Linked DNA regions of Mus musculus: region 1 is linked to region 2. The links are chromatin contacts, found by Hi-C or POLR2A ChIA-PET in ENCODE. All regions are on one chromosome and are shown on one strand. Each heading gives the region's core, a stretch centred on a gene start or an enhancer-like site at or near the end of the contact. The rest is flanking DNA. Distances are from core to core; before and after follow the strand shown.

The links. A loop is a pair of places that touch in the nucleus more often than their neighbours do. ChIA-PET counts read pairs that join two places held with the same protein, here RNA polymerase II (POLR2A).
Region 1: a map of heart shows a loop between it and region 2 (3-fold over the local background). The contact joins the promoter of Zdhhc5 here to the promoter of Tmx2 in region 2. A Hi-C loop is called at or near these places in 16 of 37 maps with a recorded cell type or tissue (T-helper 1 cell, T-helper 17 cell, T-helper 2 cell and 6 more). POLR2A ChIA-PET finds 5 or more read pairs at or near these places in 4 of 5 experiments (Patski and embryonic stem cell).

Annotation. Positions count from the first base shown.
Region 1 is chr2:84,713,237-84,717,983 of GRCm38, forward strand. It overlaps Zdhhc5 (zinc finger, DHHC domain containing 5), which reads right to left and starts at 1,928. Exons shown (of 12, transcript NM_144887.4): 1 at 1,747-1,928.
Region 2 is chr2:84,675,309-84,680,690 of GRCm38, forward strand. It overlaps Tmx2 (thioredoxin-related transmembrane protein 2), which reads right to left and starts at 3,520. Exons shown (of 9, transcript NM_025868.4): 1 at 3,335-3,520; 2 at 2,543-2,866; 3 at 789-849; 4 at 437-550; 5 at 97-173. The coding sequence starts at 2,731. Med19 (mediator complex subunit 19) reads left to right here and starts at 3,094. Exons shown (of 5, transcript NM_025885.3): 1 at 3,094-3,353. The coding sequence starts at 3,137.

The sequences.
Region 1 (4,747 bases), core at 678-3,177, 36 kb after region 2:
AGACAGTATTATTAAAGGAACCGTTTCCCTCAAAACTCCAAAGATAAAAGGAAAATTACCTAACTATTACGTAAAGTGAATCCTATACTATTGCAGGTCACATTTACTACAGGACGAAAGCCACACAGACTAATTCTGCCACGGTACAGTACATGCAATTATGGAACCGCATACTGAAATATAAATGAGACCATCGTCTGAAATGTTAAGATAGATATTAGAAGGGACAAGATAAAATAATTTATTGGGTATAAATATCAACACACCAAGTCTTATCAAAGGAATGTGGTGCAGAAAGAGAAGGGACGAAACCGGAAAGGCGAGTGTGGTTCATCAGTCACAAGCTGGTGTATCCACAACAGTATCACTAAAGTGGACAAGAATGTTCGTGACACATGCTGACTGAGGGGGAAAAAAATCACTGAGTGAAAATATGTATGTATAAAACAAACAATACAGAGCCAGGTGTGGTAGCTCTCGACCTCAATCCCAGCACTTGGGAGGCACAGGAAGTCAGAACTCTGAGTTAGAAATCAGCTTGGTCTTACAAAGTGAATTCCAGGGCAGCAACAGTTATGTACAGAGATCCTGTCTCAAAACAACAACAAACAATTCAAGATGTGTAGTTTGAAGACTTTCATAAGGTTTGATATAAGTAGTTCCTTTGGAGCAGTGCAGTGGACAGCACATGTATTATTTGTTAAAATAACCAAACCTTATAGCACAGAACACTAAATTTGAATATATAGAAATGGAGATGTCATATAGAAGAATGAATACATGCTATGAAGGAAAGATCCAAGAAGAAGTTTAAAAAGAGTATTATTACAGATCGACGTAGGTGCCCAAGTACCTGGCGATAGAATTCTTACAAACACTAGATGAATTTGTATGCATTCATGAGCACCGGACAGATCTGTCTGATACAAAGCAGGCTCACACTGGGATAAAAGGATGGAGATCTAACCTAAGATTATCCTGGACAAGATGGCATTAACCAGGAAGTAAACCCAAGAGGACAAAAATGGTCTGCAATGTAACATGTATCTATTCTACGACTACTTCTAATAACTTTAGTCACTTTCTTGTTTCTCGTTTTAGTGGTTTCATTTGGCCAACTGGTTAAGGAACTTTAAACTTCCCCAGGAATAGACGGCTAGTGATAAAATACTGTCAGATACATTCAAGCCCTACTTGTAAAATAAAGTACAAAGTACTAAAAGCATAAAAGCATGGAGCACCTGGCTGGTGGGGGGTAGGGAGAAGCAGCCGATGGATGGGAGAAAGAACAGGTAACCACAGGACGAAGCTCTAACCAAAATAAGGACCAGTGGAGTGTAGGGCGAGGGGCCTGAACCGCGGAGCGGTAAAAGGAGTACAGTCCCCGGCCGGCAGCTGGAGCAGTGGGAGTCATCACCGGGGGCAGGACTGACTACCCCTGGCCCAGAAAACACGGAATCCACCGCGCGCAGGGCCCGCCGGAGCTGAGAGAACCGCGGGCCGGGGAAGGAAGGGGCGGCGGCTCCGCAACTGGGCAGCCGGGCACCAACCGGGTCCAAGCCCCGGCGGGCGGCCGCGGCTCTCTTAGTCTGCGGGCGTCCGTTTCGGGGCCCGTACAGCCCGAGGAGGGGTAGGGCCTTAACCTCCTCCCCTCCGCGGTCCCCCTTCCCTAGAGGTCACTCTCCCCTCCCACCTCACTAGCCCAGCACTTCCGGTTCCGCAGGGGCCAGCGTCCCCGGTACTCACCCCCGGCGCGGCGCCCGTCACCGCCGCCGTCGTTGTCACCGCCGTCGTTGTCGCCGCCGCCTCCCAGCAGTGCCGTCTGGCCTCTGAGAGGCAGCGCGCGGCCCCCGCACGCTCCACGCCCGCCCCGCCGCCGCGCGCTCCCGACGGCCGACGCTCGCCTCTGTGCGGCCGGCGCGCGGCCGCTGCCCTCAGCCTCCGGTCTGTAGCCTCACGACGTTCCCATTGGCTCCCGGGCGCGGGCGCGGGCGCGGGCGACGTCTCTCGCGGGGCACGTTCTTCTCATTCATGCGGCTCGCGCCGCCGAGCCCGCCCCCGTTCACTCTTCCATTCACCCCCTAACCCCCGCCCCCACGGCGCTCTAGAGCGTGCGCGCGACCGCGGGCGACCGCGGCGACCTCGCCTTCTGATTGGCTGCAGGGGCACGGCGCCGCAAACACGTAGTGACACGGGAGCGCGCGCGCCTGGCCGTCGTGTCTGGCTGGATGGTCGGGAGAGGGGACATGGCGAACTGCGCCGGTTTGGGGACGAGGAACTGGTCTGGCGAGATCTTTCTCTTATTTTGTCCGCTTTCCCATTTGTAGTGTAGTCAAGAAAAACTTTTAAGCAAAAAAAATTCTACGTATGTACCGGAAGTGCTCAAAAACAAGCAGATGCCCTTTCTTAGTTCACCAGCCTCCTCCGAGTTGGCCTGGTACAGTCCTGAAAAGCATCTACGATAGCCAATCACCGTTAAGCCTTTCCGGCTTCCTTCCTTGCCTCTTCATTCATTGGTGTGAGGATTCGGTCGGGCAGCCCCTCCAACACACACACTTTTTTTTTTTTTTTTTTTCTTTAAGGACTGAAACTTTATTTAAAACAATCCGTTGGCGAAAGCGTCAGTGGGGTAAATTCTCAGACCGTGGCAGAATTCCTGAGTGGTGGTATGGCCTCACCTATGGAGGAAGGAGGCGCACGGCCCATTGAACAGTCTGAGGAGAGGGTTCTGTCCAAGGCTGGGTTAGATGAAGGAGCTCGGCTGCTATCCCTAGATTTACAGTGCTTGCCGATGGAGTGAAGCACTGGGAGTGCGCGGTGCGAGGCGTAGACACCTCCACGACTACACGAGGAATGGGCGCCCTGACCTCACCCAATTTGAGAAAGCAGGCTGAAAAGAAAAGTCTTTCTAGAATAGCTCCTGTCCCTGGCGAGCTGCTGGCTAACTCTCCGAAGATCGCGGCACTACATTTTGCCCTAATTAAGCCGAGACGGCTGTGGACCCGGTGGCTTTGCCATAGGGCTCTCCTCTTACAGCTTCAGGCCACCTCTCATTTGTAAAGGAGCTCTGTTACATAACAGCCCTTCAAAAAGATATCCCCGAGCCGCTTCCCTGAAGCGAAGGTCTCGTTCAGGGTTATTTCCAAGTCCTGTCATTGTTTCCTTGACTTCACTTCAAATGTTACTGATTTAACTTTGACACTTCAGCCTTAGGCATCCAGTTAAAGAAAAGAAAAAAAAAAATCTACCCTTTTTTCTTTAGACTCTAGTCTTATCCCTTATCATTTTTACTACTGGCTTAAATGCAGCGTTTATTGGAACCGTTACGAGCATACATGTTTTAAGGAGTGGAACTTTATTTTGAAAAATCCGTTGGCGAAGACGTCTGTGGGGTAAATTCTCAGACCATGGCAGAATGGTGGTATGGCCTGGGCTGTGGCTCACACATCACACATGGAGGAAGTAGGTAGCACGGCCAATAGAGCGGTCTAAGGAGAGAATTTTTAAAAATCTTCAGCATTATGAATAATTTTAAAGTATTATTTGGAGGTACAACATTTACCCTATCAAGTATATTCTGCCTATAAAATAATGTTTCCTTAAGATGGGTCAAATTTCATTTATTTCTCTAGGATTTTAAAGCTTTATTTTCTCTACTTAACAAGTGAAGCATTCTTGATTTTCCTACCTTTTTAAATAGGAAAACTATTTGTTTGAGACAGAGAGAGAGAGAGAGAGAGAGAGAGAGAGAGAGAGAGAGAGAGAGAGAAGGCAGACAGAGTTCAGGCAGCTTTTGGGTGTTGGTTCTCTCTTGGCTTACAGATAGGAGCTCAAGTTGTCAGTCACGCCTAGGAAGTCCTTTCACCCACTGACCCATCCTGCCAACCCAATTTTTCTACAAAGACCTGTGTGAATCATCATGTCTTTTGGCCAGAGCATACTAAATGGAAAAAGGGTTCCATCATCCAACCAGAGGTACTGAATACCTCAGGGTCACTAGGGACATTAGACTACTGGATTGTCAGCCTAATTTTAGCTGGATGAGCACTAGCAGAAGCATAATCACTGTCCCAAGATATAGTGACAATTTTAGATTTTGGTTTCTTTTTTTTTGGAGGGTGGGGAGGGTTGAGACAGGGTTTCTCTGTATACTCTTGGCTGTCCTGGAACTCACTTTGTAGACCAGGCTGGCCCCAAACTCAGAAATCTGCCTGCCTCTGCTACCGCGCCCTGCTGGATTTTGGTTTCTTTAAAAAACACAAAAATATAAGACTGTGTTTTCCTTTTAATTCCAGATGTAGGAATAAGGTGCTGCTTTGGACTCTCTCCAGCAGCTGACTGACTGCCCAGTGCATTATCAGAGGCATGGTTTTGCCAGCTCCAGACAGTTTCTGTGATTGTGTGATGTTTGGAATTCTAGGAACTTTTCAGAGGGTATATAAATGCTAGCGCCCTGGTATTGGTGGTTGTTGGTCATTCAGGTTGTGGTTTGTTAGTAGTAGTGCTCAAAGAAGAAACGAAAGAAAAAAGAAATTAAGATTCTCTCTCTCTCTCTGTCCTTTCTATCCTATCTAGTGATAGGAGGTGAAACTGGGGGGTGGGAGGGGTGGGGAATGAAGGTGGCAAAAAAGAACCCACAAAGGAGCAAAGACACCAAGGCATAACAAGGATTCCATTTTTCTTTTTTTAATAAGATGACTTCTGAAAAATAGTCCAGAGTAAAATGAAGACTAAAACAATGTATTAA
Region 2 (5,382 bases), core at 2,270-4,769:
TCACCAACCCCAGCGATTTACTTCTACCCTGAGGCACTGTCTTTATGAATAAAGAACACAAAGCAGGAACCAAGAAACAGAAAGTAGAATACTCACATCAATGGTTTTATCATTGAAGTACTTGATATACTCAGGACCCATGTACAGCGGGGGCTTGCAGGTCATCAGGAACACTGAACACAGAGAGAAAATGTTAAAAGATAACAAGGCCTGTTACAGATTTATTTGCAATTTCAGTCATTGAAGAACACATACGTGCACATATTCCTCTTAAAACCCTGTCTAAGTCAACACCACCTGAGCTACACATACAGTTCATTAGGTGCAAGATAAGGATCGGAATCTGGTCCTCAAAAATCAAACCTTTATCAAAGAACTTTACTATTTCAAATGATTACATTGTAGAACCTTAGCATAATAAAAGCCATTTTCTCACCTATGCAGAGTGTGAGGTATAGCAGACCCATTCGAATATCCAGTCGGAAGAAAAGGATGGCGTTGGCCACTTTACTAAACATAAAGATGTTGCCTACATGTTGCTCCACAGTGACTGGAACACAGAGAGAGCACAGTCAGGCTGGGCTGAAGCTCCCACTCTTTGGCCCTCTTCCTGGGCTTCTTTGAAGTGGGAACAGGAGGGAGAGGATCTAGAAGCCCAAGGTGAAACTCCCCCGGCATGAAATGTGGATCGAGTTTACTAAATACACCGTTCCTCCTATAACACTACAAAGGAGCCTCAGCAGGGCATGAGTCCCAACCCCCAGCCAGTCCACAGCAGCAAAACTTACTGGATCTGCGGTTCTTCATCATCACAATGGCACTGAGGAACATCAGGATCTCCACTTCTCTCTGGAAGATATACAACAACAAAGCAGTGAGCCGGGCTGACGGGACAGGGGGCAAACTATGAAATGTAAAACGAGACCCAGCTTGAGTCAGTAAGACAGAGACACAAGTGGAGCAGGTTGGGGGGTAGTGGTACCAACAAGTCAAAGGGGTTACCCTTGGCAAATGGCTGGTATCGTTCAACAAATCCATGGCCTTTGGGTTTTCTCTTTTTTTTCCTCCATCCCTCCTTCTGTCCTTGAGACTTGGTCTCACTATCTTGCCCAGGCAACTTCTCCTGCTTTAGTCTGTACAGTAGGATTATTGGGGTGGATAACCACGCCCCACTGGTTTTCTTTCTTTGACAGTTTGTGTGTGTGTGTGTGTGTGTGTGTACACCCTCATGCATGTGCTACAGCATACATGGGGAAGATAGAGGACAACATGCAGAAGTCAGTTCTTCTTTCAAACTCTCAGTGCTCCTCCCACCTCAGCCTCTCAAGTGCAGGCCTTCTTTTTTGTCATTTGATTATGAGAAAGGATCTTGATATATAGCTGAGGCTATGATGTTTTGTTTTTCATAGGTCAAGCTGGCACTCAAGTCTTAAGTATGTGAGTTAAGGGAGAAAGAGTTCAGAAAGACTGAAAAACATAAGCACTTCATTTTCTTTACCATAGTCATCTATACCATATTGGTGGGATTTGAAGCTATTATCGTAAGAGGGCCTAATGAAATCATAGAGCAATTCTTAAGAGGTACCTGGCTGAATTGCAATTTATAAAGAAAGACTCTAGAGTACAGGGATTGAGATAAGTAGAGTATCTGTTGTGCTCTTTCATTTTGAGTTAGTGTCTAACTATGTAGTCCTGATGGATCTAGAAATCCTATATAGACCAGGCTTACATCAATCTTAAAGAAGTCCACCTGCCTCTGTCTCCAGAGAGCTGGGATCAAAAGGGTACAACACAAAGCCTGGCAACAGTACTGTATCTTTAATGTAAACAAAGTTAATCTTATTTGAGAGTCCCAGAACATGTGAGGCCTGCCCAAGGTTATATCAATACCTTTAGGCCTTAAGTCCTGGTCATTGCTATTTTAGCATAAATACCTGTATAGGTATTTATTAGCTCTATGTCCACAACCTTTACGGCAAATGTTAATTGTTCTTACATACTGCTTCTTAGATGGTTGAGGGGCCTCCCTCCCCACACCTCATATTTTTGTAATCTTCCCTGTTTTTCTATCCCACCGCAGGAAGATAGTGTGCATAGTTACTATGCCCAGAGTATTCGATTTTCCATCCAAGTCATTTATTTTGTTGAGTCAGCGACCTTCGTCTGCCAGTCTATCAGAGAATTGAATAAGGTTAGACAGCACTTTCTGAACGCTGCGTTTCCTTGGGAAATCGCCTAACTACACTGTGATCACTTCGTTAAAAATTAAACAAAAAAAATTTAATGGTATTTCTACTATTGGCCTTTTCTTCACTGGCGCCCCAGGTAGCTTGGAATCACTGTAGAATACTGTTCATCTGTGATGGAAACCCTGTAATCTGTTTCTCCATCTTAAACACGGAGGTTATGACTAGATAACGGCCTAGGCTCTGCACTCAGTCTGTAAGGCGGCTACATCCCGAAACCTGCTCCCAGATTTTCACATGCACCTGCAGGGCAGGGATGGTCAAGGTCGAGAGCTGGTAAGGCAGGGGGCGCTCACCCAGTCAAAGTCACACGGGTTGCCATCTTCGCGTTGCGTGGGGAGACCATTGCAAATCGGTGGCAGTTTCCTCACGAGGAGGAAAGCAATGGAAAGCAGAGCAGACAGAAGGCAATAAGGTCGGGCCAGCCATCGAGAAAGCCGCGGCACCGAGTACACCAAAGCAATCAGAGGCGCAAGGACAGCCATCTTTCCTGCCTACTCTCTCGCAGGCTCACTCCCGCTCCCCAAATCTTCGTCCTCCGCCCCCACCAGCAAGGCTTCTATTGGACCAAATATCAGATGCAACGCCTCCAGACCCGGATGTAGATCTCTTATTGGATGCTATAATAGATCAGAAAATGAATTAAATAGTCTATTGGTCCTCATCGTTGTCGCTTTTCTAACTGAGTCATTTTATTGGCTATTAGTCTGCGAACCACCTTCCTAACCAGTCTCTCAGGCGACGGAAGTAAGTTGCCGGAAGATGGTAGGCGGGGCTTAATGTATCCAATGATGGGACACTCTTAGACGAAGAGGGTGGTACCCTGTGAAAGTACTGTCCAATCAAAGTAATTAACGCCCGATCCCGGGTAACCAGGAGCGCAGAGTGCTATGGAGAACTTCACGGCACTGTTTGGAGCTCAGACTGACCCCCCACCGCCACCAAGCGCCCTAGGCTTTGGGCCTGGAAAGCCACCCCCGCCACCCCCTCCTCCTCCGGGAGGTGGTCCAGGCGCAGCCCCGCCCTCGACGGCAACCTCGGCCCCCGCAGGAGCGGATAAGTCGACGGCTGGAAGTGGCCCCTTCTACCTGATGCGGGAATTGCCAGGTGAGTAGTAGGCCAAGAGTAGCCACTCAGATTGTAGTTCAGGTGAGGGTGTGGCTAGCCTGTCCCGCTAGGTGTGAGATAACAGGGCTACGCGGGGCCAGTGGGCAACAGTGTCAGAAGCCCTTTGGCGATTCACAACCCTAAGGGATAACTTGATTTTCTGGGGTGGGTTTGGGTTGGGTGTGAATATCTGGGACAACCTTCAGCGAGAAGTTCTGTGATCCGGGTTCTCTGACTGCCGTTTGTGACTCTATAAAAACGTGAGCCGTTGTTTAGAACTCGGGAGACCCGATTTAACATTTCTGGAGACACTTAAGATTTTAGTTTAAAGTCTGTCACAAACTTGTTGGTTTGTAGCAAGTTGCCTTCCTTGTCAGGGACTCGGAGATTAACCTGTTCAAAGAAAGGATTAGAATTGAATCAATTCTTACTTTCATAAAATTATTCGGGGAAATTGTGGTGGTGGGGGGCGTGGCTCAGTGGTAGAACTCTTGCCTGCCTTGCAAAAGGCGTCGCGTTCACAGAATCATTTCTGAGTAGGTAGCATTCAAGAATAAACAAAGCCATCCCTGTTTGGATAGAGAGGAGATACTAGGTACAAGAAACTAAATCAGGAGACCTTGGGGGGCGGGGCTTAGAATATCTGAGGGGCAGAAGACACATTGGACTCAGGAAAGCGGAAAAAATCCAGTAGTGATGGGAAATAGGTAGAGGCTTTTATAAGGCAAGGTAGGTTGTTTAAAGTTCAAATTGAAGTCATTTCAATATAGGTGCAAAATGATCTAATTTAGTGATTTTTAGATATCCAGCAGAAACATGAAAAATGAAAATAGGATAATCAGAAGTTGCCAGTCAGTGTTCAGAAAAGGAATGGTTTGGACCAGGGCTTAGTGGTCGGGAAGCAAATGAATACAGGATACATGTTAAAGGTAAAGCCTACAGAAATAAAGAACTAAATATACACAGAGAGAGGAATTGTGAGTGTCCTGTACAAAGGGTACAGTAGTCTGAGACTAGGAAGGCATGGAAAGAAAAAATTTGAAGAGCTAAAACTTAAGAGGCGTTCTGGACATGTTAAGTCTTGGGGAACTTGTAGTACTCCATACCAGCACTCAGGAGGTGAAGGCAGAAGGAGCTATAGTTCAAGCCCAGCCTAGGAGACATGAGATCCTGCTTCAAAAAAGAAATAAAAACCTCAGTTATCCCAGTATTTATTAGCAAAATAGTTTGAAGTTCACATCAGTGCAGTGTGTAACAATATGTAATACTTACTATAGTCCTTTTAGATAGATAGGTATTGTCTGTATTTTTTAATTGAGAACTGAAGCATAAAGAAATGACTGTTAAGGCAGTTTTCTTTTTCCTTATTTTAGTTGTTTTTTGTTTTTTTTAAAGATATGTATATGACTACACCATTGCTCTCTATGGACACACCAGAAGGAGGCATCAGATCCCATTACAGATGCTTGTGAGCCACCAGGTGGTTTCTGGGAATTGAACTCAGGACCTCTGGAAGAGCAGTTGATGCACTTAACCACTAAGCCAGCTCTCCAGCCCATCTTACTGGGTTTTTGAGACATGGTCTCACTCAGTAAGCCTGGCTTGTCTCAAATTCATTGTAGACTAGGCTGGCCTTGAACTCACAGAGATCCACTTGCCTCTACCTTCAAGTATGTACCATCATGCCCAGCTTCTTCCAGCAGTTTATCTTTTGCATTACCTGTTCTAATTATACCATTAATAGATCAGTTGATAAGTACTGAATATCCAAGGTATGGTGGGATTATGAGAAGTAAAGATTATATACATATATATATGATTTATTTATTTATTATATGTAAGTACACTGTAACTATCTTCAGACACTCCAGAGAGGGCATCAGATTTCGTTATGGATGGTTGTGAGCCACCATGTGGTTGCTAGGATTTGAACTCGGGACCTTCGGAAGAGCAGTCGGCACTCTTAACCACTGAGCTATCTCACCAGCCCCGAGAAGTGAAGATTATTAAGCCTAGTTTTTAGGTAGCC